Linked DNA regions of Mus musculus: region 1 is linked to region 2. Evidence: chromatin loops called from intact Hi-C (ENCODE). Cell type or tissue: heart. All regions are shown on one strand. Links, peaks and the distances in the headings refer to the core of each region. The heading gives the core; the rest is flanking DNA.

Region 1 (16,029 bases), core at 8,224-10,723, 640 kb after region 2:
CGCCCCAGGTTATAAGGGCCCAGTTCTCAGGCAGAAGGCGGCCTGAGTTAGAAACATTTACTTCCAGTCACTGCTGGTACAGGAGAGCAGTCACTGACAACAGCCACGAGACATCGGGGAGCATTCTTCACGCAGACACACTCCAGTGGGCTAGCAATGTAGCTCAGGTGGCAGAGTACTTACCCAGCATGCACAAAGCTCTGCATACAAGCCCTAGCACCCCAACCACCTGTCATCCCGGCACGGAGGTGGGTGTCGGGGCATCAGAATTTCAAACCCAAAGATCCAATAGTGGTTTGAGGCCAGCCTGGGATATATTAAGACCCCAACAAATGAATAGACAAACACTTCAAATCCAAAAATTTGGAACACTAACCACAGTTGGGGGTGCAGAGAGAACCACGTGTGTTGTACACATGAGTCTTGCGCACAACACAGTCTGCACTGCTCATGAGCCTAAGTTGGATTTACTATTCAGGACTGAGAGATGGCTTGGCACTTAAGAATGCCTGCTGTTCTTGCAGAGGGCCTGCTTCAGTCCCAGCATTCACATGGCAGCTAACTACTGTCCATAACTCCAGTCCCAGGGGACCTTCTGACCTCCTCAGGCGGTGCATACATGAGGTGCACAAACACACACATGCAGGCAGGACACTCACACACATAAAATAAAAATAAATCTTTAAAATAAACTAAAAAAGTATTGGGGTTCAGTTTACCCCATTCAGTTTGGGGTAAGATGGCAGACTAAAGGCTGTCTCTGTGTGACAGCAGTCATAGAAAAAGACTTTATCCCAAAGACAGGCCTATTGGAGGAGCTTTGGAAATTCAGGAAGGAGGAGAAAGCCTTCCAACAAAGAGCCGCCGAGAGAAGACAGCTGCATGGAAGAAAAGCAAAGCCCCCAGCAGGTGAGGGGTGGAAGGAAGTAAGAAGGGCAGAAACCTTGGCACAGAGGTAAGCGAGCTGACCCTCCAGACAAGCCTGCAGCTCTTGAAATCTCAGCTGCAGGCTTTGGTGAGATGTTAACTCCTCTAACCACAGGTCAGCCTCAGAGAGAAACCACTACATCACACTTGGAAGGCAGCAACTTGAATGCCATCTGGAGACTCTACTGATAAACAAACAAACAAGCAAACCAAAAACCTACTCCATGGGTCTGAGATGAAGGGGCATGCACAGGTGGGGAGCTTCAAGTTGGCTCGCCCTAACCCAGGTTAGGGAAGGTCCTGGGAGGTAGCTATGACAAGCAGGAGGGCCAGCCACTAACAAGCAGATACATGCAGGTGGCAGAAGGCTGGTCCAATCTAAGAAATGCACAGGGAGAGACAGCCCTGCCCTGGTGGCAGGACAGATCTCATCAACTGAGCTTACCTCGGCTTGACAGCTCTGGGGCCAGCTGGCAGATCAAACTCTCAAGCTACCTACAACACTGTGGCCCAAGACATCGGAACACAAGAAACAGAACAAGCTAGGCAGCACGGATCTCTCAACAATCACAACTCAGCTACTGAACTCAAAGACACTAAACTAAGGACAATGCCAGAGAAAGACCACACCTGATCAGTGACCTGAGGCTACATTCAAATAGATGAATCCAGGACTGGAGAAGAATCAGTAACACAGAGGAGGGTTTCAAACGGATGAAAAAAGCACCAATGGGGATGAAAGGAATAAAACTGAGAAAAGAGATTTTTTTGAACAAGAAAAAAAAAAAAAGAAAGAAAGAAACAAAGAGGATTGTTGAAAATGAGAAATCCAATGAATCAAATAATGAAACAGAGGATTCACCAAAATGCTAACCAAGCAGGAAGAATCTCAAAGATGGCAGCCAGGGTCAACAAACACAACATCCAGGGTTTGGGGAGATGGCCCAGGGGGTAAAAGCAGCTGCTGTTCTTCCAGCAAACCTAGGTTTGATCCCCAGCACCCACAGGACAGCGCACAGCCATCTGTAACTCCAATCCCAGGAGATCCTATACCCTTTTCTGGCCTCCTCAGGCATGTGGTGCACAGAAACCCAAACACACAAAATAAAAATAAGTAAATCTTATATAAAACAAACCTACATTCACGCACGGAGAGCTGAGTTTGATCCTCATGATTATAGACAAGCTGGGCATGTTCCCCCGCACACCTGTCACCCTCACACTGTTGGGGACAGAGAGAAGAGAACTGCTGGGCCTTGCTGGCTGCCAGCCTAGACAGAAAAGTGAGCCCCAAGTTCAGGGAGAGACCCTGCCTTGAAGGAATAAGGCTGAGGGTGAGTCGGAGACACATAACACCCTCTTCTAGTATCCACATGTGCATCCACGCATCCATATACAAACATGCACCTGTACCACACACTCACACACTCACACACCCATACCCATACACACACACACACACACACACACACACACACACACAGACCACACACACATAACCACACAGACCGCACACACCACACCATACCCATACACACAGACCACACCATACATATACACACATACACACACACACACACATACAGAGACCACACACATACACACACACATAGACCACACACACACACAGACCACACACACACACACAGACCACACACACATAACCACAAAGACCGCACACACCACACCATACCCATACACACACACACACACATACAAAGACCACACACACACCATACACATATACACACACACATACATACACACACACAGAGACCACACACACACACACAGACCACACACACACACACACACACACACACACACACAGAGGGGTGGGGGAGTGAGGAACGTGGAAGGACTAGGACATTTCAAGGCAAGCACAAACAAACGTAGTTCATGACCACCAAGCCTGCAGTGCAGAAGGTACTTACAGGAATACTCTACACAGAGGGGGAGGAAGAGAGTCTGTCATGAACACACAGGAAAGAATAAAAGTCCTGAGAAGAAGAATAAGGGAGAGCAGGGAAGAAATCCCTCATACCCACAGTACACAAGCAAACCCTAATACTAACACAAGACAGGAAAATAACAAAGAACAAAGAGCCAACAAAATTACAGTATGGTAGTGATCTCAATAACAACTGAAAGGCAAATGAACTCAAAGAGTCACAGATGAGCTAGCTGGCAAAAAAAAAAAAAAAAAAATTAATTAATTAAAATAAAATAAATCTTATCCATCGATTGTCTCCAAGAAATACACCAGGCTGAGATACCACAACTGCGGGTGGAATGTGGAAGACATCTGTCAGGGAAGCAAAGAGAAAGTCAGGAAAGAGGCCGACTATACACTGAGGAGAGCTGTTTATTAGACAGGTAAGACGATTTAAATATGGACACCAACACTGGGGCTTCCAATTTAATAAAAAACAAACAGTATCAGACATACAAGGTCAGGCAGGACCTGATTTGATAATAGTAGAGATTTCAGTACCCACTCTCATGTCCAGAGAGGTCGACCAAACTAAGAAACAGCAAAGTGACCTCAGAGATAAACTGTTGCACAGAACAAACGGAAGAGTTCCTCCAACAGGAGCAGGATACAGCCTCTGCAGCCCACAGGATGGTCTCTAAAACTCATCCATCCTAGGCCACAAATCAAATCCCCCTGCTTGTTTGTGGTTGTTTTTGAGACATGGTCTTGCTATGTAGCCCAAGCTGACCTCTAACTCAGAGATCCACCTGCCTCTGCCTCCCAAGTGCTGGGTTTAAAGGTGTGTGTACCACCACCTATTTAATCTTTTACATCTTACCAAATGTTAAAAAAAAAAGAATAGTATGTCTTGCATCTTATGAGATCATAGTTTGAGAAAACTAGAATTCAAAAGCTAGAAAAATAAATGACACACACTCATAGAAATAATGAAAAGAACAAATCTAGTAAAGGAGGTGATAGAATTCTGGAAATGTATAGACATTAAAGAGCCACCATTACACACACAGCACGGCATAGACCACAGCCGAGGGCCCAGAACTCAGCCGGGACAGCTACTGAAAGAAAGATGAAATTTCAAGACCTGTAAGTCATATTAAATACTCATAAATTGCTGGTTGTTTGTGAGCCTAGAGGCTGCCTGGGGCTGAGAAAAAAGAAAAACAAACCTGGGTATGCCCCGTAGTTAAAACATTCCTGGGAACAGCTTGACCATAAGATAAAGGGGAATGTGAAGACATAATAGGGCTATCTGAACTGAGTCAACAACTCACAGAACTCTGACACCCTGCACATACATGTAATTTTTCTGCTGATGTTTGAATAAGCCAATAGTGTGTCGCTATGCTGAATTCCACACCCCTAAACCCCTTACCCCATAAAAACCCCTAGCTTTCGAGCCTCGTGGCCAACATTCGTTATCTCCTGTGTGGGATGCATGTCGGTCCGGAGCTCCGTCATTAAACTACCTCCTGTAATTACATCAAGGCCTTTTCGTGATTCTTTGGGTGCGCGCCAGATTGGGAATTGAGTGGGGGTTTCCCCACTAGGTTCTATCACTACGAAGGACAAAAGCACACTCTGAGAAAGACCTGCCTCTGTAACAGACTGCCAGGAAGACCAGAGTGCCATGAGAGGCCTGAGAGACCCACACCTCCCACCCCGCACACAAGTCAACACAGAATGGATCGCACACCATAAGACCTGGATTCCAATTCACTTCCTTCCTCTGGTTCTAGGCTTCCTCCTCCTGCTGCTGCTGCTGCGGGCAGAGCATCAGGGGTCCACTGGCCATCTTTGGTTTCTCCCAGGATGGACTTCAGGTCTATATCCTCCATGGAGCTCCCCTCAGAGGACAGCAGTTTATCCAAGCCGAATTTGAGAATCTCACTTAACTTGGACAGAGAAGACAAAAAAAGTCTAGTTAATTCTGCTACACAGAAAAACTGTCTCAAAAAAAAAACAAAAAACAAAAACAAAAAAACAAAAAAAGAAAGAGCTGTAGGGATGCGGGTGACTTGCTCACGGCTGGGACACGTTCCTTCTCTGATGGACAGCCAGCGTTTCCTGTCCATCACAGGTGAAACACGCCAGGCAGGCTTTAACAGCTGGGTGATGGGTAAGCAGATGGGTGATACAGGATTATCAGAGTGACTGACTTTCTCAGCCTCCATAATGATATACTTAGAATAAGCTTCCTATGCCCTTTGGAAAAATACGGTCATTTGAACATTTCCTAGAGAGCTCAAGAGAAGTCAGACTTGGCTGGACTCTCCCTGCTAACCCTCCAGATCTCATCATCGGCTGGCTCCTCTGGAGACCTGCTTTCCTACCCCAGGGTGCCACGGACACCACTGTGGCAAAGGCCGATTCCAACGCCTGGTCAGAGACTCTCTTCTGCTTCCTTCCTTCACTGTTCCTTGAGTCCCCTCATCCATTTGCTGTGACATCCACACAAGGCTCAGATCTCCTAGCTCCCAACTCTGCATATTCTCAAACAGTAACTCAGGCTCACTTGCATCTTGCCTTTATGACTGGACAGTTTATCTCTAGCTCACTGTATCTGTAACTTAGAAACCTTTAAGGTATACTATAATAGCTTGTAAATGCCTTAGACAGTTTGTTGACGCACCAACATCTGGATATATTTACATTTAATATTGCTATATGTAACCAATACAACTGGCTTTGCATTTGGCACTAAAACCCAAAGAAAGCCAACTACTTGTGATAGGACTCGGAGGAAAGAGTCTGTGCTCACGCCATCCAGCCACACTGGAAGAGCTCATGGTGGTTAGGTTCACTGAGGTGGGAGGAGCTGCACCAGGAGTGGGCACAGCACTTCCTGTGTTTGTATGCTGGACCATACAGAAATTGGTTATGCACACACAACATGGCTCCCGCCTTTTTGCTGTGGCTATGATGGCACCAGCTGCTTTGGGCTCCTGAGGATTTGACTTCCCTGCCATGCTGAGTTTGAAATGTGAGCTAAAATAAACCTGTTAAGTTGATTTTTGTCTGGTGTTTTGTCAAAGCAAGAAGAAAAGAAACTAAGACAGAGGTACAGAATTGACTGCTATGATTAGCTTGGGTTTTGTTTGTAATCCTCCAGTTTTCAGTGTCCTCAGACATAACTAATAGAGCCCTCACTTTGAGAAAAGCAAAGAACGTAGATTCCTGAGGTTATGGCGTCTGCTTCAAGACAGGCAATCAACGACTGATGAGGCGTGGGTTTAAATCCAGGTTAGACAGCCCAGCACGCAACTCTCCCCCACACCCCCTGTGTGTGTGTATACACACGCACATGCACACGCACATGCACATGCACACACGTGTATCATGCTCATTTTTTACCCCCACAGCTCCCTGCACACAACAGGCACCAAGGCAGGCTCCTTGTCCTGATGAGCCTTCGGATCAGAAGAGATCCTAACCTGGAAGTCGGCCTCGGCTGAAGGTTTCTGGGCTCCTGGTGTGAAATGACCTCCTTCTATGACCATGTTGGTAAGCTGCAGTTTGGAGGCCGCCTTCCTATACACGATTTCTTCCACGGTGTCGCGGCCGATCAGCCGGATGACTTTAACAGACCTGTGAGCGAGTCAAACAACAGCAGTGTGATAAGCATGTACGAAGTCAGGAAAAGACACCTGGAAGGAAGCAAAAGCAAGCACTGTATACAGGGCATTTCTACAAGGATGCTTTGATTGGGCCCTGAGGACTTGAAAGATACAGCTGGCCTTCAGTTACCTATGAACTTTTCCAAATAGTGCAGGCAAGGATGGAGGTAGGAAGGAACGTATGCCATCTGTGGCCAAGGAAAACCTTTCAGGTGCGTTATCATCCTTGGGGCCAAGGTCCTACCTCCTCCTAGCTCCTCCCCACCCGTCCAACTCCAGGCTGACTTTCTCTCTTAATAAAAAAGAGAGGGGGGAAAAACCCAAGAACAAACCAGAAAAAAACCACAAGAAACATGTACGTATATGCGCATGCACACATATACACACACACCCACACACATACACATATGCACACACAAATAAAACCCATAAAAACTCAACATTGGAAACCATAACATATAAGCAAAAGACCAATAAGATGAAAAATGCCCAAATTAAGCAATATGAGACAAATCTATGAAAACACTATTGAGTTCATTTTGTGTTGACCTTGGTTGGTCTGTCTTTCTTTCTTTCTTTCTTTCTTCCTTCCTTCCTTCCTTCCTTCCTTCCTTCCTTCCTTCCTTCCTTCCTTCCGAGGTGGTTCTTAGCTCGCTGAATAAATAACTTCTAAAGACTCCTTATAATCCTTTCATAATCTGACTTTTTGTTCAACAAAATGAGTCTGGACTATGGTGTGACCCAGCTGATGCGGCTGCAGGAGCCGACAGCGACACTAGGCTCACACTGGGGTCTCTCCATTCCCCATTTGGTGCTGTCACCAAGGACTGTGTGTCTCCCTCCTTCCCAGCCCAGGGGTGTCTAACAGACCGAGCAAGTGGAAAACCATTGATGCCCAACTCACTCACTTGTTCTGGCCAATTCGGTGAGCTCTGGCGGCCGCCTGCAAGTCATTCTGAGGGTTGAAGTCGCTGTCGACAAAAATGACGGTGTCTGCCGCTGTTAAGTTCATGCCCACTCCACCTGGAACAGGGTAGGGAAAGTGTCACCCAAGACAGACAAGGACGGGAGAATACGATGGTCCAGACAGGCTCTCACTGATGAGCCACAGTCAGACAGATGCTCGCCCTCAGTCCCAGAGCCTGGCATGGTCGCACTTGCTCCCCTAACCTCCTACGGCCTGATTTCGGAGGACTGAATCATCACACACAGCAGAATGGAGGAGGAGTATTGACAAGCAACAGAGGAAGATGCTCAAGTCAGGAGAGTGGAGCAGTTTTATATCGGCCACTCCTGCCCCCCATTTAAGACACTTGGCTGCATTTTGCCTAGGACAGTCTGCAGAGAAATAGACACTCGCTCCTTCAGAAAGGAGCTGTGAGCACGGGCCAACCTGTGTGGGCGTTCGTAAGGGGAGAGCCCTTAACCCACACTCACAAGCCAGGCTAGGTAGCAGGATCCCTGATATGCTGAGGAGGAGGGGTGTTGCTGCTCCTGGGCAGAACGAGAGACCGTGTACAGTGTCCGGTCCCCCCACATCCTGTGTCGTGTCCCCCACTAACTACAGAAAACCTTCGACAGGCATTCTTTAACCGTGTTCACTCTGACCAGACGCAGTGTGACAGAACGACGGTCACTTTCTGGGTTTTCTTTGGTGCTGCAGGGAAAGGGGTGAGGAGCAACCATGGGTTCCGGGAATTAAAAGGACCGTGAAAGCACATTACAGCCTTTTCTCTTTGATTAATGTGAAAACTAATACAAAATGGACCGGCTCTTGTCAGGGTCATTAGAGATCACAGCTGAAACAAGGGAGCCTGATGGGGCTTATTCTGAGAGCATGAATTAAAGGTTGCTTCTCAGAAGGACTACCGACTCCCAGCTGGGGCTCAAGACAAGGCGGGCAGGAATACTTTAATTAAACTTTCATATAAAACGAAACCTGGAATAAAGGGCCGATAATGACTGATTACTGAGCCGTGCCAAGTTACCTAGCAAGGCTAGAACAATAGACACCATTTCTACTTTTGAGCAATGCGCCAGACCCTCTCTTATACCCCACACAACAACCTATGGGCTCTGGCCTTTCATCATCACCTTTTGTTGATATGGAGGTGGGAGCACAGGGAAGTCAGAACACTTATTCAAAGTTGCACAGCTAGAGGATAAAAGACCTAAGACTGAGTGAGTCTTCCAAGTGTGGCTCTTGAACCATCTTCTGGGCTTTTGTGGTTGCCATTGGAGTTTTTCCTTTTCTTTCTTTCTTTCCTTTTTGCCTCTTTTCTTTTCTTTTCTTTTCCTTTCTGAGACCAGGGTTACCTCTAGCTTCTGGCTGAGGCAGTCCTTAATTCTAAGCTTCCTGAGCACCCAGTGCAGCAGGCTCTCCCACCACGCTAGCTCCAGAGCCAGTTCTTGTTTTCTGAACACCTTGAACACCTTGAACACCTCCCAGGTACTCGTCTCATTTAGAAATGTGCGACATCACCACCGGTGGTTTGGTGATTGGATACTAAGGTGTGCGCTATCTTTCCTGGGTTAAGGCTATTAAATGCAGCTCTCCTCCACAAGGGGTGAGTTCCCCTTCCTCTGCAGTGCCAGGAAGGTGCCTAGGGCTCTGTACCCGCCACACAAGCATGCATGCACTCAAGCCCATGAGCTTTTTAGTAAGTCTGCTCATAATTGTGTGAGACATATTCATGAGCTGTCACTGCCCCCTGGTGGCCATATGACTCACTCACAGAGACACTTGAACACTGGAAGGTGAACCGCTGCAGACCTGCAGCTAAACCATGACAGGGAGTCCCACGAGTCCCACAGTCTGCTCCTGCAAAAGGGATGCCCAGTGCTTCTGTTCCCCCTGGATCTGCTCAGGGGCCTCCAAGGAAATCAACTACAACGCGGCCAGCTCGTCCTTCGTAACCTCAGACATTTCAAACAAAAAGCTGTTCTCTGGACAGGGGGATGATGAAATGTTTAACTATCACAACAGAACTGTGTTCCCGCTATGGTTGACCTGACTAACGCTTTAGGTTTCTCCTCAGACTACTAGAGACAGACGATGATAGAGACGAAGGACTGAGATGCAGGCTGTGGCCTTGGGGGAAAGGGCGGCGGGGAGGATCTGATTACATCATGCATTATTCTCTTTATTAGACAGATAAGGCATACTCTGGCAAAATAATCTCTTCTCCACGGATTCTATCTAGTGCTTCTTCTACATGCCCTTATTACGCTAATCACTCGGTGAATGCTTCCTAATAAGACTGAAGCTTTTCACGGAGATGCTGGTCTCTAATAGAGAGACACGCATCTCTGTATTCACAACGGCTATTCCAGGGGGATTTCAATTAATCAGAAATAAGGTAATGAGGGGCTGGAGAGGTGGGTAGGAGTGCGCACTGCTCTTGCAGAGAGCATGCTCTTGCTCATGCACATATCTGTAACTCCAGTCCCGGGGACCTGACACCCTCTTCTCCCCTCCAAGTGCACCTGATGTAGATGATGCACACAGAAACAGGCAGGCACATACATATAAGTAAAAAGTTTTCTTAAAGAAATAAAATAACGAAACTAAGACTATGAGTTAAAGTTATTTAAAGACGAACCAAAGTGTGAAAAAAAATCACTTCCAAAAGCTAATGCCAAATTATTTAATAACACAGAGAATGCACCCTCTTCTTGATAACATACCACAAATATGATAAATAATATTTATGACTGAAGTTATATATATATATATATGTACATATATATATATATATATATATATATATCGACATTGTGATAATTCTAAGTAGCTAGCAATTTTGCTATAACTGCATTTTAAGCTTCTGCTGTTAGAGGAAAAGAACTAGCAGAGAGGCCCTCACCCCCCAGTCACAGCTGGGAAGAAGATCCGCATCCATGCCTGTGGATACAACTTCCCATAGAAATCTCTCTGGACACTCCCAGGGCAGGAGTCAAAGCAGGATAGAATGATTTCTATGGACTCAGGCTTCAGTCCCACTCTTTGATGGGGCCACAGCTTGAGTATAAGGTCCCATGCTAGAAGTCCAGCCCCTCCATCAACCATGGCAACGGCCTCAATTCTCTCCTTTTTACCCCTTAGTAATGGCCTCACCTTTCAGAGACGCCGGGGAGTATACTAATGGTTGGGATACAAAGGTGTCCTACCACATCAGTTGCCTGCTCTCATCAAGACCTGTGTGACCTACCTGCCCGGGTGCTCAGGAGAAAAACAAAAATGGGCTGGTTTCCAAAGTTCTTAATGGCCAGGTGTCTCTCCTCTCCTCTCACGGAGCCATCCACACGCTCGTAGCTGTAGCCTTGACACAGAGGAGAAAATTAATCTATTAATTCTTCTTCAAGGACTCTGGGAAACAATCGGCCCATCCCAAAGCAGACAGCAGTTTACCCTTTTCATAGACAGAGCCCCAATTCTAATCATTCCCAAGGGGGGGAGTCTACCTTTAGGGAGACAATACAATCATCTTATAAGAGAACTCATCATAACACATGCGTGTTCTTTTAAACGCAGTTGAAGTGGCGGCCATGTGTAGTTCTGACCATTCCCAAGTAATCCTGAACGGCCGCCCCATGGCAGCCTGCGCTTGATAAGCAGAAGTATGGGGAGCAGGTGAGGGGATGTGACTGGCGGCTCAGTGTTTGCCTTCCTCTGAAGCTGGAGCAGGGGTCTCCTCCTGTCATCACGCTCCACACCCCGAGAGCACTCTGAACATGAGCTCTGCTTGTACTCCGGGATCCCTAAGAGTGCCTTGCCCTAGGTGCCCCACGGCCCTAGAGCATCAGAGGACTTAACTGCAGTTCAACTCAAACTGCAAGGCCTGGAGCTGACCCTTCTTCACCAGGGGGCTTGAGGTCAAAGTCACAGCTGTTTCCCATGACCTCACATTCGTTTATTACACATTAGCAGAATACTCACGCAATAACCCCACCCCCAGTGCTAAACAGGAGGAACTGGCGCGGCCTCTCCCCTGTTGATTGTGAGATGTCTGTATTTACATCTGTCTACTGGTTCTGAGTAAGTGCTCAGCTGCTGAAATGACTGTTTCATGACCCCGAGTTACTGCCACTGAAACTTGTCTATTATACATGGAACACTTCCCCAGCATTCGCCCCAGCGCCCATCTCCGCAGACCACACAACCAGTGCTGATTTCCGGCCACACATCTCCACAGGCCGCAGGGTTTACTCCACACGTCTCCTCTGCTTTTGACTCTGAGTAACGTGGGTCGCCATGTTCTCTCTGTAGCTCCCACGCCCAGTATGGCTGTTGCAAGCACAATGTTACATTCAGTTACTGCAGTGGGCAGGGGGAGTCACCTCTGTAGTCCATATAGTCCTGCAGAATATCCAGCATGTGTGTCATCTGGGAGAAAAGTAAAACCCGATGGCCCCTGGCAAGAAGGAAAAAAAAAAAAGGTGACAACTCTAGTAATATTGAAGGTACGTTTCCCTCAAGCAAAGTGCTTTGGTATGAAAGAGTCCAAGTTCATAAATAAATGGAATGCTAAGGGAGAAGCATGATCTAAAGCCTTCTTCAGAAGCTCTCTGCTCTTTATGTAAAGGATATAAGTAGACCTGGCGCTGTCCCCTGTTCTTAGTGGCCGTTCTTAAACTATAATGGAGAAATCCCCAGGGGCATCTGTCAATGCATCACAGGCTACAGGAAGCCCCAGATGAACCAGGGACCTCACTGGAATGTCAACTCGTTCAACCACAAGAAATACAAGCTTTCATGTCAAAAGCAAGATTAGACACATTATTTATAGGGAGCAAAGTGTAAAATCCAAACCCATACACACACTCTAAGACCTTGAAAATCATGGCCAGCCACCTACCACTAATCTTACTTGGGGAAAAAGTCACTTGTATTTAGTTATTTTGGTTAAAAATTCAGAGGCGACCCTCATAGAGGCAGGGGGAGGGGGATGGGATGAGGGGTTTCCGAAAGGGAGACCTGGAAAGGAGAAAGCATTTGAAATGCAAATAAAGAAAATATCAAGTAAAAAGAAAGAAAGAAAAAAATTCAGAGCTGATTACTTTAGAAATGGGCAAATGACATCTCATCTCCCAAGACACATGACAAAAGAAGAAAAAAGGTAAAGAGTTGATTAGGAATGAAGTCAGGGGCTGGAGAGATGGCTCAGCAGTTAAGAGCGCTATCTGCCCTGTTCGAGAGGACCTGGGTTTGAGTCCAAGAACCCATAAAGCAGCTGACAACCGCAGCAACTCCAATTCCAGGAGTTCAACACCCTCTTTCGACCTGTGTATGGCCACCACACATACATGGTACACTGACAACTGTAACATACGTGCAGGCAAAAGTGCCAACACATAAAATAAATAGGCCTTTAAAATAAATAGATAAATAAATAAATAAGGAGGATGGAGTCACAGGCTAGGGGTGGGTTGGGGGTAGGAGGGATGGCTCAGTCAGTAAAGTGCCTACCTCGCAAGTACCAGGGCTGAGCTTGCGCTCCAGAACCCATGTAAAAACTGTTGGGAGTGGTGGCATGCACAGCACCCCAGCACAGCATCCCAGCCAAGACCCCAAGAGTACCTGGAAGGAATATTAACTGAGCCCCTGTGGTTTATACTGATTCAACATAAGCTGCCAACAGGCGATCATGGAAGAAAAGATGAGTGCTGCCTCTGTCCAGGTGGGACAGCAAGGTCACAGTGATACGGACAGCACACACTGGTGAGTCAGACAGACATCAGGACACTGCCAGTGCTGAATCAGGACCCCAATGGTTCTAGGAATCCTAACCAGAGGATGACTAAGCAAGGCTAAGGAGGAATGGGACGGCAGGGCCAGCAGCAGTCAGGGAAGGCTGACACCTAACCAAGACCCTGAAGAAAGGAAACCTGGGCCAATCTCAAGAAACAGCTTTTCACCAGTTAGGTTTTAATAGTTACTATCTCAAAGTAATAAGCGTGAACCCAGAAATGCCAGCAGTCTGTCCAGGGTAAACCCACCGCCTACCCAGAATACAGAAACGCCAGCAGCCTGTCCAGCAGGTGAAGCTTCCCACTGGCCTCAATCAGGTGCTCTCCAACTTCAAAGGGCTCTGGTTCCACACCTAGGAAAGAAAGAACACGTCTAGTAATGTACCTGGCCAGAAGCAGACTCCCTGACAAGGAGATGTGGACCGAGGGCAAACACTCTGGCAAACCCAAACTACAGCTCTGGAGAACCACTGGTTTCGATTCTCCAATATCAATACTATGAGAGAGACACAGAGAGAGGCACAGAGACAGAGAGACAGGGAGAGACAGAGACAGAAAGAGACAGAGAAGTCAGCAGGAAAACAAGCTTAAGAACATGTCTACCTTCTCAGAGAATAGACAGAACAAGCACAGTGTAGGATCTATGACTGGATCTTGGAGTTAAAAAGAAAAAAGAAAAGCATAATCTAAGAGGATTTTAGGAAGAATGGAGGGAAACCTGCATAATGTGCCAGGTAATACTGATACAACAAACTGAGCATAAACCTGCCACCCTCACTGCAGCCAAAGACATGACTGGCACACCTCGCTGAGGGGCACACTACGGTCAAGGGCACACCTTGCTGTGGTTTTAGCGACAGACTGTTCAGAGAACGGTGAGGAGGGAGCGCACTACCCCACTCACCATCGAACAGATACGGGTGGTCCACACACTTCCGAAGCTGCGTCAGGATGTTCTGGAGTTTGACTTTCTTGGCTGTCTCGTTCTCAAATGCATCTGAAATCACAAGGACGTGGAGACATATCTGACCATGCGTGCCTCAGCTCTGTGTACCTTCCCACTGGACTGAACACGCGTGTGACGCTGGCTTAGCCATCCCTCTGGTTTGAGATGAACTGGACACCTTGGCTATCCCTTTGCCAACCTTTACACTTCCCACTGGAACTGCTCGGGAGTCAGGGAAATCAAGAGATGCTTCACTTCTGCCTCTCCCCCTCTCACTCCCAAGCCTCCCGGTGGGTTTGAGTCAACAGCATTTTGCAGCTCGTTAAGCGTCCAATGGGCTGGAAAGACAGAGGGCGCTCACAAGTGCTTGCTTCAAGGCAGTAAGGGAGATGGGGCTAAAGGAAAGAACAAACTCTAACAACCAAGTCTGAGTTACTCTTAAGGGCCACAGCCACACTCACTGCAAGCCCAGCCCACCTGAGAATCCCTCACAGTCTAAAACTCCGGCCCCTTCTTGTACTTCTTGTACAGAGGGAAGGAGCCTGATCACTGAGCACTCCCTCCATGATAGCCACACTCTCTCAGCTTCTGACAGCCATAGCCGCGTACCCAGGTCTTTCATCAGGATGGCCTTGTAGTACTTTTTCTGCAGAGCGGACATGCCGTGGTACACCACCACCTCTGTCTTCTTGGGGAGCTCTGTGGCTACCTGAGCTTTCACACGCCTCAGGAGAAATGGCTGCAAGAGCCTGTGCAGCTCGCTTGCTGCGTAAGGAAAGATAAATACGTAAGAGTGGAGAATCGAGGCGTTCCACGATGGAAAACAGCCTGAGTCGGGGCGGTCATTTTTCACACTGCATGCGCTCCTGGACTTACAATGAAGTAATGACCCAATAAATCCATCCCAAGTTTGAAATACCCTAAGTTGAAAATGCATTTAATATTCTGAACCTACCAAACATTGTGGGTTATCCTAGTCTACCTTCAAAATGCTTTAAAAAGTCTTCAGTCAGGCAAAATAAAATTAATAAATACGGTGCCGAGAGCCAGCAAGACAGCCAACGGGTGAAGGTGTTTGCTGTCAAGTGTGATGACCACAGCTTGATCCCAGAATCCACATGGTAGGAAGAAAACACTGACTTCCACAAGTTGTCCTCTGATCTCCACATGTGTGCTACACTGTACACACACACACACACACACACACACACACACACACAGAGAGAGAGAGAATAAATGTAAAGACACAATTGTAAAAGTTAGGCATTTCATATCATTCACTGTCAGCTTTCCAGCAGCTCTGGCGATGTGATGCACCATGAAGCCTCGCTCTCAAGGCTGACACCTGCCCAGACTGACCGGAGAAAATCTTATGTCACTACCCCAGGAAAAGACAGAATCTTTCATGGTTTTTACGGCTAAGCAATATCCTGGTGTGTATTTGGGCCTTGTGATCTTTATCTAGTCACCTGTGGTGGGCGCTTAGGTTAGTTCTAGCTTGCCTATTCTGAGGAGTAGGCTGTGTGTGGGCATAGTTTCGTTTCCTTTGGACATGTTGTGGATTGTTCTATGATGGTAGTTGCATTTTTAGCTTTCTTTGGCACCCCAGGACTGTACTGTTTACCCCGATTCCTATTTTCCTCATTACTCTCCACGCCTTTACTGGCATTTGCGATTTTTTTTTTGTGGGGGAGGGGGTAAATGGTACTTTATTGTGTTTTCTTTTTTGTATTTTAATATTTATTTGAATTTTGTGTGTATTAACATTTTGCCTACATGTATGTAAAGGCACCAGA
Region 2 (16,029 bases), core at 8,446-10,945:
GACCCAGGCCAGAGCTGGGTCTGGCTCATGGCTTTATCCCAGACTCAAAGTCTTGGGCTCTTTCAGCTACCCCATCACTGCCTTGAACAGAGTTGGCTCAGGTTACAGTAACTGGCCTCTGATTGCTTGCAGAGCAGATCCTGTGTCAGAGTTCTTGGTGCCTGAGGTGGGAGGAGGTATAGAGAGAATCCCAGAGTCAGGTTCTCAGAGGATAAAGAAAGGGGCCATACCCCTATGATGCTCTGGTCGATGGGTTTAAATGTATGGTCGCTACACTACATTTGCAGTGTCCCTTGAAATAATCCCCCAAGATAAACCTTAGACCCAGGGAATTAGAAATCCAGGATGGGAACATTCAAGCTCAGGACAAGCCCTTCGTGAGCCTCGAAAGCACAGAAAATGCTGGCTCCTCTGCCGGCTGTAGCCCACTTCTGGGCTCATCCAGGACCCAGAGCATCTGATCTGTGTTTTTTCCATCCCTCTCCGTACCTGCCGCATTTCTTGACACGCTACTGCCAAGGCCTAGAGGTTTTTTGTTTGTTTTCTTTTCTTTTCAATACTATGTTTGTTTGTTTCCTTCCAAATGGGCAAAATCCTTTCAGAGACATCTCTGGAGTTTTCCAGACAGCTGCATCAGTGCAGCCTACACTTAGCACGGACTGACCATGTACACTTACCCCTCACTCAGAGAGGAGTGGGAACGTGATCTGTGCACATCAAGACCGAGGGTGCACATTTCTCTCTCCACTTTATCGAGACCCAGCAAGGTCTCGGTCCCAGACGCAGGAACAAAGGGCAGGACCAGGGCTGTCTCAGAGCCGCTTGTCTCCAAAAGTCCATGTTTGCTTTGGGCTGTTCATGTTGTCTCCTTTAATTACAGGATTTGTCTCTGACCTTTCCTGGTGTCTGGGCTCTTCGGTCTCTGTGATTGTCAGTTAACATTTGAAGGGCTGTAATTTTGTTGTTGTTGTTGTTCTGAAAAACCAGCATCCCCGTGGATATTTTCTAAGTACCTGAGGCTATTTCACTTTGCCCATCCTCATTTTTAGTGGACAAGCATAAGGTACAAATATTATACATGGGAGAAAAATCCAACATAGAGGCGAAATCGTTCAATAGCACCATTTAAAGCCACCACGACTGTGACTGCCCAAGGTGGTTTGTGTGTGCCCCCGTCTGCCTTCTGTGCTGTGCATGTAAATACAAATGAGACCGGCGTGTCGCACATGATAGTGTCGTTTTCCATTTCCCCTTACATCATGTTCATCTCCGCAGTACATATAAATCAACCTCATTTGGCTAAGGCCCAAAATCATAGTCCAGAGTAAGGCCCGTCGTAGGAATGAGTCCAGCCTGTTCTGAAGGCCATGTAGGATGGGATTATTTTCTCCTTCTCTTCCCTTTCCTCCTCCTCTCCCTCCTTCCCCTCTTCCTTCTTCTCCTCCCCTTCTCTCCTTCTTCCTCTTCTTCCTCCTCCTCTTCTTCTTGTTTGAAACCAACATCGGCTATAAACATTTTCTAAGTGCTGCAGGCTATTTGACTTTGCATACCCATATTTTCTTTTCTGATACAGACTTTTGAAATAATAACTTTGTGTGTGTGTGTCCGAATCTATTTCAAGCAAATGGAGGGAAACTTCTCGTGGCAGAATTAACTTTCCAGCAGAGACAGAATTGAAAATTTGAGAGTCCAAAAACTGCTCTTCAGACAGACTCCCAGCCGGCATGGGAGCTTTCAGAAGGGCCCCTGAAATGAAGTTCTGACCACCCACTGTCATCTCAGCTTTCTGGCAGATGGGCAGGAAGGAACGGGCAGATTTGCATTTTCCTGATTACTTGAGAAGTAAAGTTACCTCTGGGATGTTTGTTAGTTGTCTGTGTCTCTTTTTTCCTTGGAGTTGTCTGCTCATCGCTTCCTAGTGTGTGTGTCTCGGGGGTTGGTTTTTTTTCCTTGTTGATTTATAAGCTCTTTTTATGGCCTGCGACTCCTTTCCCTCTCTGCCCGTGTTGTAAAACTTCCAACTGATCACTCATCTTGTAACTTTGCTTTTAGTGTGTTTTGCTGTGCAGAGAATTTATATTTTTTATCAAATCAAATCCATCTTTTAAAAATTTATGGTTTCTTGACTTTGTGCCTGGCATAGAAAGGCCTCCAAATGCCATTAAAATTCAGGAAGCCGAGTGTGGAGGTTTGTCAGGGAGGTTTGTTTGGAAGCTTCTTTTTCATCATTGCAGCTTGGATCTTAAAAACCTGAATGCTTTAGAGCCCCTCCGAGTCCCTCTCCTCTTACATTCTAGGCTTCTGTCTTTTTCATCTGTCTTCTCAGCCCACTTGGCAACAGATCGCATCATCCCCACCCTATGCGCTGCTTCCTTCCCACTTGCTCACAGGAACATTGAACTTGGGGGTCCTGTGCCTGATGCTTGTAATAGGTGCTTTGGTTTGTCTCTTTATGACTTTAGAAGTTTGAGTTACATTTGTTTTTGAGAGAGGCACAGAGAGACATACACACACAAGAAACAGAGAGACACACACAGAGGCACACACACACAGAGAAGAGAGACAGAGACAGAAAGACAGAGAGAGAGATGCAGAAAGAGACACACAGAGAGACATAGACACACAGAGAGAACATTGCTCTTCTTTTTTGAAGGTATATTTTCTATCCTTTCTACAAAGAGGGAACTTTGCAAGATTTTTTCCCCTCCCTCTTCTTATTTTAAAATTGCTTGTCTCGGTATCCGCAAGATGGCTGTTGGGCCTGTAACTTCTCACCTGGAGCAACACTGTGCTTCCTACTGCTCATCTAGGCATCTAGGCTGACCACCTTCTTTTTAGACAGGGTCTCTGTGTATCCCGGACTGGCCTGAAACTGGCTATGTAGGCTAGGCTGGCTGCACAGAAATCTAGCTGCCTCTACCTCCTCAGTGCCGGAATTAAAGGCATATGCCATCACACTTGGCTCCAACCTCTGTCTCTGTCTCTCTCTCTCTTTCTCTCCCTCCCTCTCTCTCTGTCTCTGTCTCTTTGTCTCTTTGTCTCTCTGTCTCTGTCTCTCTCTCTCTCTCTCTCTCTCTCTGTCTGTCTCTGTCTCTCTCTCTCATTTCATGTAATAGGTCCTGAACTCACTGTGTGATTGAAGATGACCTCCAACCCCTCCTCCGCTTGCCTCTACCTCCCAAATGCTGGGTTATGGATATCCACTGTCATCTGTGACCCGAGTTGACTCTCTTTCTGTGTATTCCATCTCTTATGTCTCAGTGTGCATGGATGGCAGAAAAGTGAACCCCAGTGACGATGGCCACACTCTAACTCCTGGAACTTGTGCGTGATATGCTGACACATAGTCTGCTAACCAGCTGACTTTGATATGAGGACAGTATTCTGTGGTGCATTTATGTGTGTGTACATGCGCGCACTTCTGCATGACCACAAAGGGGCATGTACGTGTGTGTACATCCATGAAGACGTTAGAGGCCAACTGTGGGTGTTATCCCTCAGAAGCCATTGCCATGTTTGTTTATTGAGACAGAGTCTATCACTTGGCCTGGGGATTTCTGATTAAGCCAGGTCAATAAGTCTTAGGATCCTCTTCCTAAGTGTCTGCCTTCCTAGTGCCGGGCTTACAGGCACCACCATGTGCTTGGGGGAGCAGACTCAGGTTCTTATGCTTGCAAAGCAAACGCTTTCCTGATTAAGTTCTTGCCCTAGTTCAACCCTGTTCTTCTTCCTCTTCCTCTTCCCTTTCCTCCTCTTCTCCTTCCTCTCCCTCCCCCATGTATGTATATATGTGACTCTGTGCACACATTAGGAGTCGACATGAGACATATTCTCTTCACCTTTCACCTCTTGAGACAATCTCACTGAACTTGGTGCTCGCCAGCTGGCTGATTGGCTGGCTCTCAAGCCCCAGGGGTTACAGGCACGTGCTATCACACCCAGTTGCATGTGGGTGTTGGGGGAATCTGAACTTGGGCACGCTGGGGCAGGCTGAGTCCCAGGCTATTATTCTTAGAGGACTGATGAGCCTGGCCTAATTTCAGGGGTCCTTAGGTGGAGAAGGGGAGACAAAAACGAGGGTGAGAGAATCAGGAGCACACAGAGGAAAGCACTCTGAGTGGCTGCTGGTGCCTTCGGAGGTAGGCTAAAAGCAGAGGATGTGAGCAGCTCCCAGAGGCTGCCCCTGAGCTTTCAGACAGGAGCAAAGGCTGAGGTGCTCTGTTATCTCAGTGAGAGTTTTACTTCAGACTCATAACCTGAACCCCAACATCCCCCTCTGATCCTGGGAAACATTTTGTTATGCAAAAACCAGCTGCATAGTCTGTAGAAATAAAACCCGTTCAACCTCTGGGGTCGAGCTCCTGGGTCCCCACACCTTGTATATTTTGGTTGCAATTGTCCTTCCTACAATTACTCAAGTCTGGCCTACAGCTGCACCTTGGCTGACATTCATGACAAGTAAAACTGCAGCCAGGGACAGTTGCCTTGAATTAAAAAGAAAAGAAAGGAAGAATGGGTCTTTTCCCTTTGCCATTTCATTTTATTTTGCCTCAAATAAACATATTGAATGTGTCAACATTTTCCTGGGGAAAATGTGGAAATGGAGGCAGGAAAACTTCATTGCCTATGGTGCAATTTAGTTAGTCTGTCAATCATGAAGGGCTTCAGTTCCCTCATCTTTGAAGAGGGAATAACGGCAAACAAGAGGGAGTCCCCAACTGCAGTCCCTAAGCCCCCGGAGGCTCCACGTAAAGTTACCATTCCTTGGAATCTTAGCCTCTAATATGGAAATAATAGTGACACATTCCATCATTGAGATGTTTGGGGGGATTTAATAAGATAATAATACAAGCTGTTAAGACAATTCTTCAGAAGCAAGCTTGAGGGCGATCTACATACAGTTCTACCACTAGATGGCACCATCAACACAGCCAGAGGATAAACGACTCTGAAGTCGGTCTCTGCATGAAGTAAGTTTCACAGTTCCAAAGAACTTGCCTTTTTCTTACTTTTTGTTTGTTTGTTTGTTTGTTTGTTTGTATGTGTTGGTTTTTTTCTGGTGTGGTGTTGGGGATCAACTCAGGGTCTCACATATGACACGAAAGTGCTCCTATACTTCCTGTAGAGTTTTAACTTTTTGATGTAAACTTTATTGTGGTCAGAACTTGTCTCAGGCTAAGTAAACTGTGCTGGGGAATGAGTGGAGGTTGGGTCTGGAAATCAAAACAGTCTTTTTGAAACACAAACCTAGTCATGTCCTTCCTGTACTTAAACCTCTCTGTGGCTTGCTATCAATGAGTCACTCATGGACCTGCTGCAAGGCACCTGGAAGGGCAGGAGGAGGAAGAGGAGGAAGAAGAGGAGGAGGAAGAGGAGGAAGAGGAGAGGGAGGAGGAGGGAGAGGAGAGGAGGAGGGGGCAGCGTGGGGGGTCAGGGGCAGCTTGGGTCTGTAGCATGGTGCATGGGGGGGGTGTTGCTCATCTCTTACTCCTGCCCATCTCTTGCCACTGATGTCTTTGTACTCAACTCTCAGCATCTGCGACCCGTTGGGGTCCCGATTCCCATTACCCTCCTTCTTACTGCCAAGCTTCTGCCTATGCAATGCCTCTACATTGAACCCTGACTCATGTCTTGAGGCCTCATTGAAGCTTTAGTTTCTCTTGAAAGTCTCCTCTGACCCTACTGTTCTCTTGTTCTCGATGGTTCATTTATGTGTCTGTCTCTCCCACCAGTGTCTGAGATTGCTGAGCACAGGAGATCCATCTTGCTCAATCTAGTTTATGAAGCCCTAGCAAAGGAGAGAACCTGGTGATGTGTGCGGTAAGAAGCTGAGTGTGAGCAGAGACAGGCCTTCTGGGTAGGTGAGATGTAGGAGTGGAGATGGAAAAGCAAGACATAGCACTGCAGGTTCTCAGGAGTCAGTCATTGGCTTCAACTGGGGCACAGGGGAAGTTTTCCCAGGTTTTCTTCTAGGTCCCGCAGAAGACCAGGGTGAGATTCTTCACATAAGTCCCAGGGAGACTCTCACACTGGGCTCAGGGTTGAGTGGTCCTGACAATGGCTTGCTTCTAAGGGTCATTTTGGATGACCTTCATGGTGTCTGAGGTTGACATTTCTAGCTGCTCACATACCTAAAGGGAATGGTCCTACCAGGGCTGCCCCTTAGTGAGGGAAAGCACCAGGCTTTATGAGAAATCGCTCTTACTGCATTTTCCTTCCAAGCCAGTCCCCCAGGCGTCTAAACAATGCCTCTCCAGGCAGCCTAGCACAGCTGTCATAAAATGCAAGTGAAATCGGTATCTATGGAAACGGGCTGGCTCCTAGCTCCCTTTTGCCCGGCTCACTCCCTGCCTGTGGCCAGGATAGGTCTAGACTTCAGGCCCTGCCCTCAGATGACAGGGCTGTGTCTGTGCCACACCATCCTCCCAGATCCACCTGCTTCTGACTTTCTCTTAACAGAGGCAGGGGAGCACCTGTGGGGAGGGCGAACTTGCTGGAGTCCAGACACAATGACTACGACAATGTGTCTGCACAGACACAGGGAGAGCTTGGTGGATATTAGCCCCGGTTTGACCATTGGAGCTTCCTTCACCTCTTGAGAAAGCCTGGACCATTACATGGTCAGCACGGTTTACTCCCCAACTCCTCTATCCACCCAATGGCTGGGTGTGATTTTTCTCTCTTCTGCCAAATTAATTATTCATTAGAGGTGCACATGTGATGTTGCCTGATTTAAGAGGTTGATTGATTGATTGATTGATTGATTTGGGTTTAAAATGAATGAAAACCAGCCTGCTTCAACATGGCAGAATGGCCCCAAATGGGAGCAAAGATAGAGTTTTCTTTTCCTCTTCAGCCCAGAGCTACTGATTTATTAAATCATGAAAAAAAAAATCTGCCCTCCCCAAGGACAATCTATCATCAAAATGCATTGCATGGGCTGGAGAGAGGTCAGCTCTTAAGGGCACTGGCTGCTCTTGCAGATGACCTGGGCTGGGTTCCTAGTCCCACATGGTTGCAGCCATCTGCAACTCTAGTTACAGGGGATTCAGTGCTATCTTCTGGCCTCCATAAGCCTCGGGTATGCCCCCAGTGCCCTGACATGCAGGTGAAGCACTCACACACATAACATAAAAATAAATCTATCTTAAAAAAAAAGATCCAACAGGTCACATTGGAGCATTGTAGGTAGTTATATATCTTATCTGTGGGTAAAACGGGCTGAAAAGGTAGCGGGAGTGAGGCGGTGCCATTTACAGAAGCCATTGAACAGCCAGAAATCTAAGGAACTCATTTCAGCATGCCATTACCTCCTGCCTGGGTAATCGAGCAAAGAATCAGCCTGGACCATTGGTGAGCCTTGACCACGAGGGGGTGCTGCTGTTCCGGCTTTAGAGCCTGAGAGCATCAGGGGAACTCTGTCACACCAGAATAATGGGCGTGGAAATGAAGGGACAGGGAACGGCAGGCAGGAAGATGGGGTGTGCGTGTGTAACTTTTTATTCGGTGGCCACAATTATTCTGGTCTTCTAATGTCCTTCTCACTATCCTGGTGGGGTTAGGTGACCCTCAGGGATGGTTGTTGCTGTTGTTGGTAGTGGTGGTGGTGGTTGTCGTCGTCGTCATCTTCCTCCTCCTCTCCCTCCTCCTTTTCCCTCCTCCTCCTCCCTCAAAAGCCCCTCTCATAACCGTGATCTTTGTCCTACCATCTGTTGGTCTCAGTCCCAAATGACCAAATCCAAATACGCTTCTCTACTACATTCCTTCCCTTTACCCCTCCCAGACCTGCTTGCATTTCTGCTGGGCCTGCAGAGCCCTGCTGTGCCCCTGCCTGAACCAGGGGTGATAAGAGCAGAAGGAAACGTAGTGGGTGTAAGTTAGCATTGTTCAGAATCGATTCTAAGAGTTACACCTGAGATTGTGTGAATTTGAGTCCCAAGCCTGCAAATCCCAGACAGACCTGCTTGCAGGAAGTCCCTGCTACTGTGGGTTCTAATGCTAAGGGAGGCAGTAGGGAGGAAGTCTCCTCTGCTGCTAGCTGGATAGCTGAACCAACAGAGACTTCAAGTTCTTGGGCAAGGCTCCATTCTTCCCTTGGCCTATTGTAAAGTCCAGAAGAGTGGAAAGTACCGGGGAACTTCTGTCCTAGGCCCGCAGCTGTATTTTCATATCCTCCAGATTAGAGTCTTCTAGGGAGACTGCAGTCGTGGCTTATCACCGTGCCTTAGTATTTTCTGTATTTCTGGGCTCTGTCGGCAATCTCAGAGCCCACTTTCTATCTACAGGGAATTTGGCTAATTCTTCTAAATCTTAGTTTTTTGACATTTGAGGTGGGGAATGACTGTTATGGGGACTTAATGAAATAATCTATGTAAAGAACTTGGCCCACAGACTGGCTTTTACTTGGTGACAGACACTTAGCCAGCATACAGTGAGGGTAGGGGCCGGGGAGATGGCTTAGTGGGTAAAGAGCTCACTTTGTAAGGGTAGAGATGTAAAGTTGGACATAGAAGTCTGTAATTACAGTGCTCCGGAGTCAAGATGGGAGGTGGGAACAGAATCCTTGGAAGTTTGAAAAGGAGCCAACACAGTGTAGGCAGCACTTCCACAGTGTGGAAGCTGAGGACTGATGCCTGAACTGGCCTTCTCTGACTTCCATGTGAGTATTGTATCACGCACATGCCTACGCTCATGTGTACCTCACATGTATGTGGGCATGTGAACGAATTCACCCACCCCAAGTATTTATAATTAAAAATTATTTCATGTACAAGTGTTTTGCCTGCACGTATAGTGCACCAAGTGCATCCCTGGTGTCTGTGGAGGTCAGAAGAGGGGGGGGGGTCCCTGGGAGCTGGAGCTAGAGATGGTTGTGAAGGCATCACATGGGTGCTGGGAGCCAAACCTGAGTCCTCTGCAAAAGGAGCGAGCGCTCCCAACTGCTGTGCCATCTCTCCGGCCCCAGAAAAACTTTTAAAAAATGCAGTGAGGATAATGCAAAGCCAGGTGTTTCACCTCTGCACTTTACCATTCTTGCTATAGGATCTCAGGAAAGCTGACGGGGTTCATGCGGCTTAGTTCCTTTCTGTATAAAATATAATTTAGGGTCTGGAGAGAGAGCTTGGGAGTAAAGACCGTGCTTAGCCTGCACAGGGCTTGGGGTTCAATCCGAAGCATCTCATTTAAACCAGGGGCTGGGAAGACAGAGCAGTCGTTAAGAAGGCTTGCTGCCTCATCCTGAGGACTGGAGTTTAGATCCCAGCACCCACGTGCTGCAGATGCTTGTAATGCTAGCTCCAGGGGATCCGACACCCTCTGTAGTGGTTTCAGTGAGGATGTGGATTCTTGGTTTCCAGTTAGTGAAACTGTTTGAGAAGTATTAGGAGGTGTGGCCTTGTTGAGGGAAGGTGTGTCTCGGGGGTGGGACTACAAGTTTCAAAAGCCCACAGAATCCCCAGTTGGCTCTCTCTATCTCATGCTTGTAGTTCATGATGTAAGCTCATAGCTGCTGCCCCAGTGGCATGCCAAGATGTCTGCTGCCATGCTCCCATCATAATGGTCCTGGGCTCACTCTCTGACACTGTAAGCCCCCAATAAACCCTTTCTTATGCAAGTATCCTTGGCCATGGTGCCTCTTCACAGCACTAAACAAATTAGCTAAGATACCCTTTTGTGATCTCCATGGGCACTTTTACACACATGTGTACCTACATAAACTCACACACAAATAGTAAAAATAAATTATTAAAAATTTAAATAAGTTAAACAAGGTAGCTCAATAACAGCACCCTAAGGTAGTTGCATGGACCACATAGCTAACATGTGCAGACTATCAGAATAGTATTGGCACGTAGTCAGTACCCAAGAAAGTCCAGTCCTTCTGACCTGTGTCACTGTGGCCTGGATTAGCCAAAAGAATCTGCAAAGCCATGATGCATGCTTGGCAGGAGAGTTAGTTTTTCTTTTCACTTTGTACTAAAACGAATCTGTATTTGTTGTTTGGACAACTGATGAACCCTGTGTTTTGGTAATTTCTTACCCCAATAAGCCCGTATAAAAAACACACAACTTAGTTATTGTGTTTATAAGCTATATGCCTAGGTTGGGCAGATCTATCACTGTACTAATTTATTCCTCATCTATGAGACCTCTTGCTACTTGGAGCTTCTCCAGGCCATGTGGTTCTGCTCCATCTTCCTTCCACTTCCTCCTTCCTTTCCATTCCCTACTCCTCCCTTACTCTATAAAACCTCCAGCCCCACCTTTCTTTCTTTCTTTTTTTTTTTAAAGATTTATTTATTTATTATATGTAAGTACCCTGTAGCTGTCTTCAGAGACACCAGAAGAGGGCATCAGATCTCATTACAGGTGGTTGTGAGCCACCATATGGTTGCTGGGATTTGAACTCTGGACCTTTGGAAGAGCAGTCGGGTGCTCTTACCCACTGAGCCATCTCACCAGCCCCAGCCCCACCTTTCCTTTCCACTGCCCAATCATAGGCTCTAGCCTTTATTGGACCAGTTAGAATGGGGAGAAGGTTCCCATGAAATCACCTGAGTACGGGATCCACTCCTCATCAGGGCAGCCCCTCTTGAAGAAGCAGAGTAAATATCAGAATACAAACAGCACCAGGGCAACTCACAACAACCCTGGGTGCAGATGCTTAAAACTTGGCCAAAGGAGACCTGATAGGTACACAAGATGTTCAATACAGTTCAGAGCAAAACCTCTTAAGGCACCTATGTGGTGCTATGGTTTATCTTTTATTGCACACAACCTAGAAAGACCTTACTATCACACTTTTCTTTTCTTTTTTTTTTTTTTTTTTTTTTTTTTTTTTTAGAAAGAGACGAAAGAGGCAGATTCAGTGTCCTACACAAGGGTTGCAAAGGAAAGGCTCTCTATTCACACACTAATTGTGTTTAAAATAAAAGTTAATCAAAGGAACCTTTGGTATTGCCTGACAGGACAGGTTATAGACGGTGTTTGACAAGCTATTTGACCCTGTTAGATGCCTTGGGCACAGCTGCAGTGAATCCAGAGTAAGGCCAAAAATAGAGCCCATCTCAGGGTTTACATTGTGTATTTCTGACTACTTAGTTTTAGAGACACTGACGAGAAAATTTGAAGAAAAAAAATTAAAAAAGAAAGAAAATGTCTGTGAGAATTATGAATAAAATCATTAGAATAAAGAGTATGCTGTTAATTCTAAAAATTAATCTGGAGAAACAATTATGGATAACAACTTTGATGATCATAAATGAATTAATTGTAACAATGGCTTTGTTATGACTTTTTGATCACATTCAGTCCTAGTTACTCTCTTACCCCACTCTGACTCCACTGATCCTTCCAACTTCCCCTTTCTATACTTTCACGTCTTTTTTCTCCTCTGTGGCCCAATGAGTTTAATTGGCTTGCTTATAGAAGCATAGATAAGGGGTTATTTTCAGGATCATAGGAGACTTACTAGGTGCACCGAAGAAAATGACTTTTCTTCCTCCAGAAACCATTAATTGCTTGTAGATCCTCAGGGAGGGGTGCAGCCTTATGAGCACCCCTCCTTCCAAAATGGAATGCTGAGAGGACCAACATAGTGCACGTAATTACAGCTGCTGTGAGTTCCTGAGTGCACCGTCCATGTCATGCTGGAAGACAGTGTTCCATACTACTCTACTCAACTGTCTTCCACCTCGTCTTCTGTGATGGTCTCTGAGCCTTGGAGTAGGGTATGTGATAGAAATGTTCTCTGTAAGGCTGAGCACTCTATAGTCACTTGCTGCCACCTACTTAAAAAAAAAAAAAAGGTCCTTTGACCAAAGCTGCCATCAGAAATAATCCATAGGCATAAAACACAAATATCTAGAAGATGATTTGATGAGCACATATCCATTTAGCAAAACAATAGTAATAAATCCATTTATTAGTAATAACTCCCCACCCTCCATAGGACCTATGAACTTCCCAGCCATGGAATGTTGAACAGGGTTACATAACAGACATAAATTTCCAGCTGTGGAGTAGATTTGAAGTCCAATCATCAGAAGTGATTGGTTATACCCGTAACAACTATGCCACTATTACACCAGTGGGCACATCTTGCCTGGAAGATTGGTAGAATAGCATCATTGCTGCCCCCAAGCCTGCATAGCATCTTTAGCCATTATGAAAGCTACTCAGCAGGAAGTTCCAGCTTGATGTCTCCATGTCCTGAAACCAGAACTTATGGCACACGATTGTCTAAGTAAATCTGGCAACATGGAGCCAGGAAGAAAATATTTTGCTGATTTCCTAGCTAGGATGAAGATTAGCAGGGAGGGTTAGAGGGCTGTATGGCCCTTTTCTGGTTATCTGTGAAGTAGTTGCCTGGATCATTCAAAACAATATTTGCTTTGGGCTTTAGAAAATGTCATGATGTTTGATTTGGCATTAGATTAATTTTCCAGCTAAGACTTTTAGAGTTATTAAAATATTTTATTAGTGATGACTATATAAATGCCATATCTCTTTTCTTTCAATAAATATTTATTGAGTGCTTTCTTTCTATATATGCATTTGGTCTAAAATACAAATGCTAAAGAGTTAAACATGGTCCTTGTCCTCAAGAAATAATATACACACATAAACCACTATCACTTTAGAAAATAAGAGTTCTAAATGTCCATAAAGTGAATCTTGTCTGGTGTGTGTGTTGCAATATGAAGGCTCTTCTATAGTTGCAAAGTGGTCACCAAAGACTGAATAATGCCATATGCCATCCATATTTGGATTTGGGTTAGTCTCTGAGTGGACACAAGTTTGCTTCTATGTAAAGCCAGGATACTGTTTCTGCCTGTATTTCCCCACTCTTTAAAATTAATTACTTCAACTATTGATTAGTATTACTTCTTGATTGACAAACCATCACTGCGTATCCTTATAGAGTATGACATTATGCTTTGATTCGTCTATACACTATGCCATTATTAAACTGATCCAATTAACATTTTCATCTACTTCTCTATTACTTTTCCTGGTGCATCACTTGAAATCTACTCTTTTAGTTATTTTGAGATGGCCAACACCATACACTACTATAGACTGTACTCAAGCTACCGTGCAAGAGATCTTAAAACTTACTTCTGTTTCTGTTAAAGTTTCTACCTTTTGGTCATAGTCTAGATATAGAAACAACCTGAATTTCCATCAGTGGATGAGTGGATGATGAAGAAGATGTAGAATAAGTTGAGCATGGATGTGCACATCTGTAGCCCTAGCTACGCAGGAGGCAGAAGTGGAAAGTAACTTCCACCCATTGAGTTCAGCACCATCTTGGACAACATTGCAAGACACAGTCTCAAAAACAAAACAACCAAAACGGAAGATAAAATATAGATACAACAGAACACTACTTAGCCTTATGTGGGATGATAGCCCATCAATTATTATAACACAGATCACAATCTGGAAGCCATTGTACCAATGAAAATAAGTCAAGCACAAAAAGACAAGCATTGTACCAACTCACAATGTGGAATCTACCAAAATAGAACCCAGAAACAGAGAGGGAATGACAGTCACCTGAGGCTGGTAGGAGAAGAAAGGTGGGAAGGAGGAAATGTTGTGGTTTCTCTTTTGAAGCCAGACAGTTTCCTTCTCCAGACTCCTCCTGAAGGGCTCCTGACTGAATTCGGGACGTGGCTCTCAGTTACCGGACCAGAGAGACCAGCACAGCTCTCTGAGTGCATCATCTGCTGATGATTGGTAACCTGACCAAAAATAATTCTGTTTTAAAAAGCACAATTTATTGATTAAATTGTAAAGCAGAAAGGTGTGCTACTATCTATCTTGTGCTGTCGGGGACTGAAAGTCTAGTTCTTGTTAGACAGTTACAGTCAAGGGACATAGCTGGTGGTTGTGAGCAGGGACAGGATGAAAACAGAGCACTTACTAAGTACGTACAATATGACTGGTACCTTTATGTATGTCCTGCAAGATCTATAAAGTATCTCATTTGACTCCATTTCACAGATGGGAGTACACACGTGCACACACACACACACACACACACACACACACACACACACATACACACACACACACACGTGCACACACACAATTTTTAGATTATTATATTTTTGGATGCTGGATCTTTCATGTGCCAGATATAGATCAACCACCGATCTATATCCCCAGCTCTGGAGTAAACCTATCAATTTATTTATGCAAAGTCATTATGCTAAGAAGGGTGAGAACCAGGATTTCCGTCTAGACTTGAACTGTAAATGTGTGCTCCCCACTATGCGGTACCTGCCTTGAGAGGTGGAAGCAGAAGCAGGAGACCCAAGCCAATACCTCGAAACTTACTTCACTTTCTCTTCACAAAAAACCAAAACCAACCAACCAACCAAACAAACAAAAAACCAGGGGAGAAAAGAGCTCACAATGGAGTTGCAAACCAGGCATTCGTGGAAATGGCTTCTTTACCTCATTTTATTTTATTCATAGTTATTTCATGTGTAAGAGTGTTTTGTTTGCATGCATATATATGCATCATGTGCAAGCCTGGTACCTGCAGAGATCAGAAGGCGATGTTAGAGGAGTCACAGATGGTTGTGAATCTCCTGTAAGTGCTGCAAACCGAACCTGGTCCCTCTGCACGAGCGTCAAGTGTCCTTAACTGCCAAGTCATCTATCTAGGTCTTGAAATGAGAGGATTACAAGTAAGATGTCTTCTCTGAGGTTGGGGTGGAGATTTGCTCCTTCACATGTGCATTAAGGTAAACTGGAACCAGTCTGAAGAGCTCTTGGATAAAAGGAGCAGACTTGCCATCATTGTCAAATGTAGAAGAGCACAAAAGACCAAGACCCTCGTGTCACAGAGAAAGGAGAAAGGTTCCCAAATCATCGCCACATTGAGTCATTTCTATTTAGAGAAACACCAATGTTCCCCTTTAACCCTCCTACCTTGGCTAGGGTAATGTGAATCTCCGCAGGTCATTCCCACTGTCTCTGTCACCTTTATGTCTCCCTGTATAATTAGATCCAACCTTTTAAGAAGGAGGGCCCTGGCAGATATGTCTCCTGGTTTATGCATAACTCTGTTCTTTTAATGTTTCTCACTTGAAATTGATGCTTTTAAATTTCATTTTGGAGAGTCATTCCTGGGGTTGGAAATTTCCTGATAACAAAGCCAGTTGGCTTCTCTTTTGTTGACTGCTGAAGCATACTGGGAGATGAAATAGAGGGAGAATTGCATAGGATAGGTTGATAAGCAAACAGGTATTGGATAGATAAGTAGACAGGCAGATAGATAAATAGGAGGTGGCTTATTACAGGAAGCACAATTGGCTCAGGAGATGATAAAGGACAGAAACCTGGCAGAGTTCTCTAGTTCAAGGCCAAAGATCTGAGCTCTACAGGAGCTGATTGTACAACTCCTAGTCTCTGGCTGAGGGCCTGAGAGCAGAGCTGGGGTGCTGAGGAGGGGTGTGATGGGTGGGTTGGGGTGTGATGTGGTGTGATGGGGTGTGATGGATGGGATGGGGTAGGATGGGGTGGGATGAGGTGGGGTGGGGTGGAGTGTAGCTACGAGGGCCTAGAAGACTGCCCTGATAAGATGGCTATCTGAGGGTAATCGAGGGAAAGGACTCACCTCTTCTTTCTGTCTTTATTTTTCTACCCAGGCCTCGGGGATTAGATGATGCCCACCTGCACTGGGAAAGGCAGATCTTCCCAGCCTGTTTTTACCCAACAGATTTACCCTGTCTGTTGACACAAATGCTAATCTCTTCCCAGAAAACCTTTGTGAAGACACACCCAGGTCTGGGCATCCATCAGCTCAAATCAAGATGACATCACAGACATCAGTCTGGTTGGCCCCTTTGAGTCCTCTCCAGCTGCCTTTCAGAACATTACATCTCTAACATTATGATTCTCCATGCTGCCATTTCCTCTATTCTTGGAAACAGAATGGCTTTGGTCCCAAAGGGAACTTTTTTCTCCTGTGTGTTAGTCTTGTTTAATGATTTTCATAATGTCCCTAAACTA

The links. A loop is a pair of places that touch in the nucleus more often than their neighbours do. Peaks named below come from ENCODE experiments on the same cell type or tissue, not always from the same donor. Only the 100,000 strongest peaks of a DNase experiment are listed, where the experiment ranks them.
Region 1: it touches region 2 in a loop (10-fold over the local background); 18 of 42 quality-filtered maps call a loop at or near these places.

Annotation. Positions count from the first base shown.
Region 1 is chr3:97,576,363-97,592,391 of GRCm38, forward strand. Chd1l (chromodomain helicase DNA binding protein 1-like) reads right to left here. Exons shown (of 23, transcript NM_026539.2): 8 at 14,843-14,998; 9 at 14,192-14,284; 10 at 13,544-13,640; 11 at 11,878-11,951; 12 at 10,749-10,859; 13 at 7,446-7,560; 14 at 6,355-6,508; 15 at 4,617-4,815. Among named protein-coding and RNA genes, the nearest start is that of Chd1l, 26 kb to the right of the region's middle. In heart, for the core only: a CTCF peak has its summit at 9,250 (motif pointing left); no DNase peak of the experiment used is centred there.
Region 2 is chr3:96,931,522-96,947,550 of GRCm38, forward strand. No RefSeq gene overlaps it. Among named protein-coding and RNA genes, the nearest start is that of Gja8, 13 kb to the left of the region's middle. In heart, for the core only: no CTCF peak of the experiment used is centred there; no DNase peak of the experiment used is centred there; H3K27ac peaks cover 128 bases.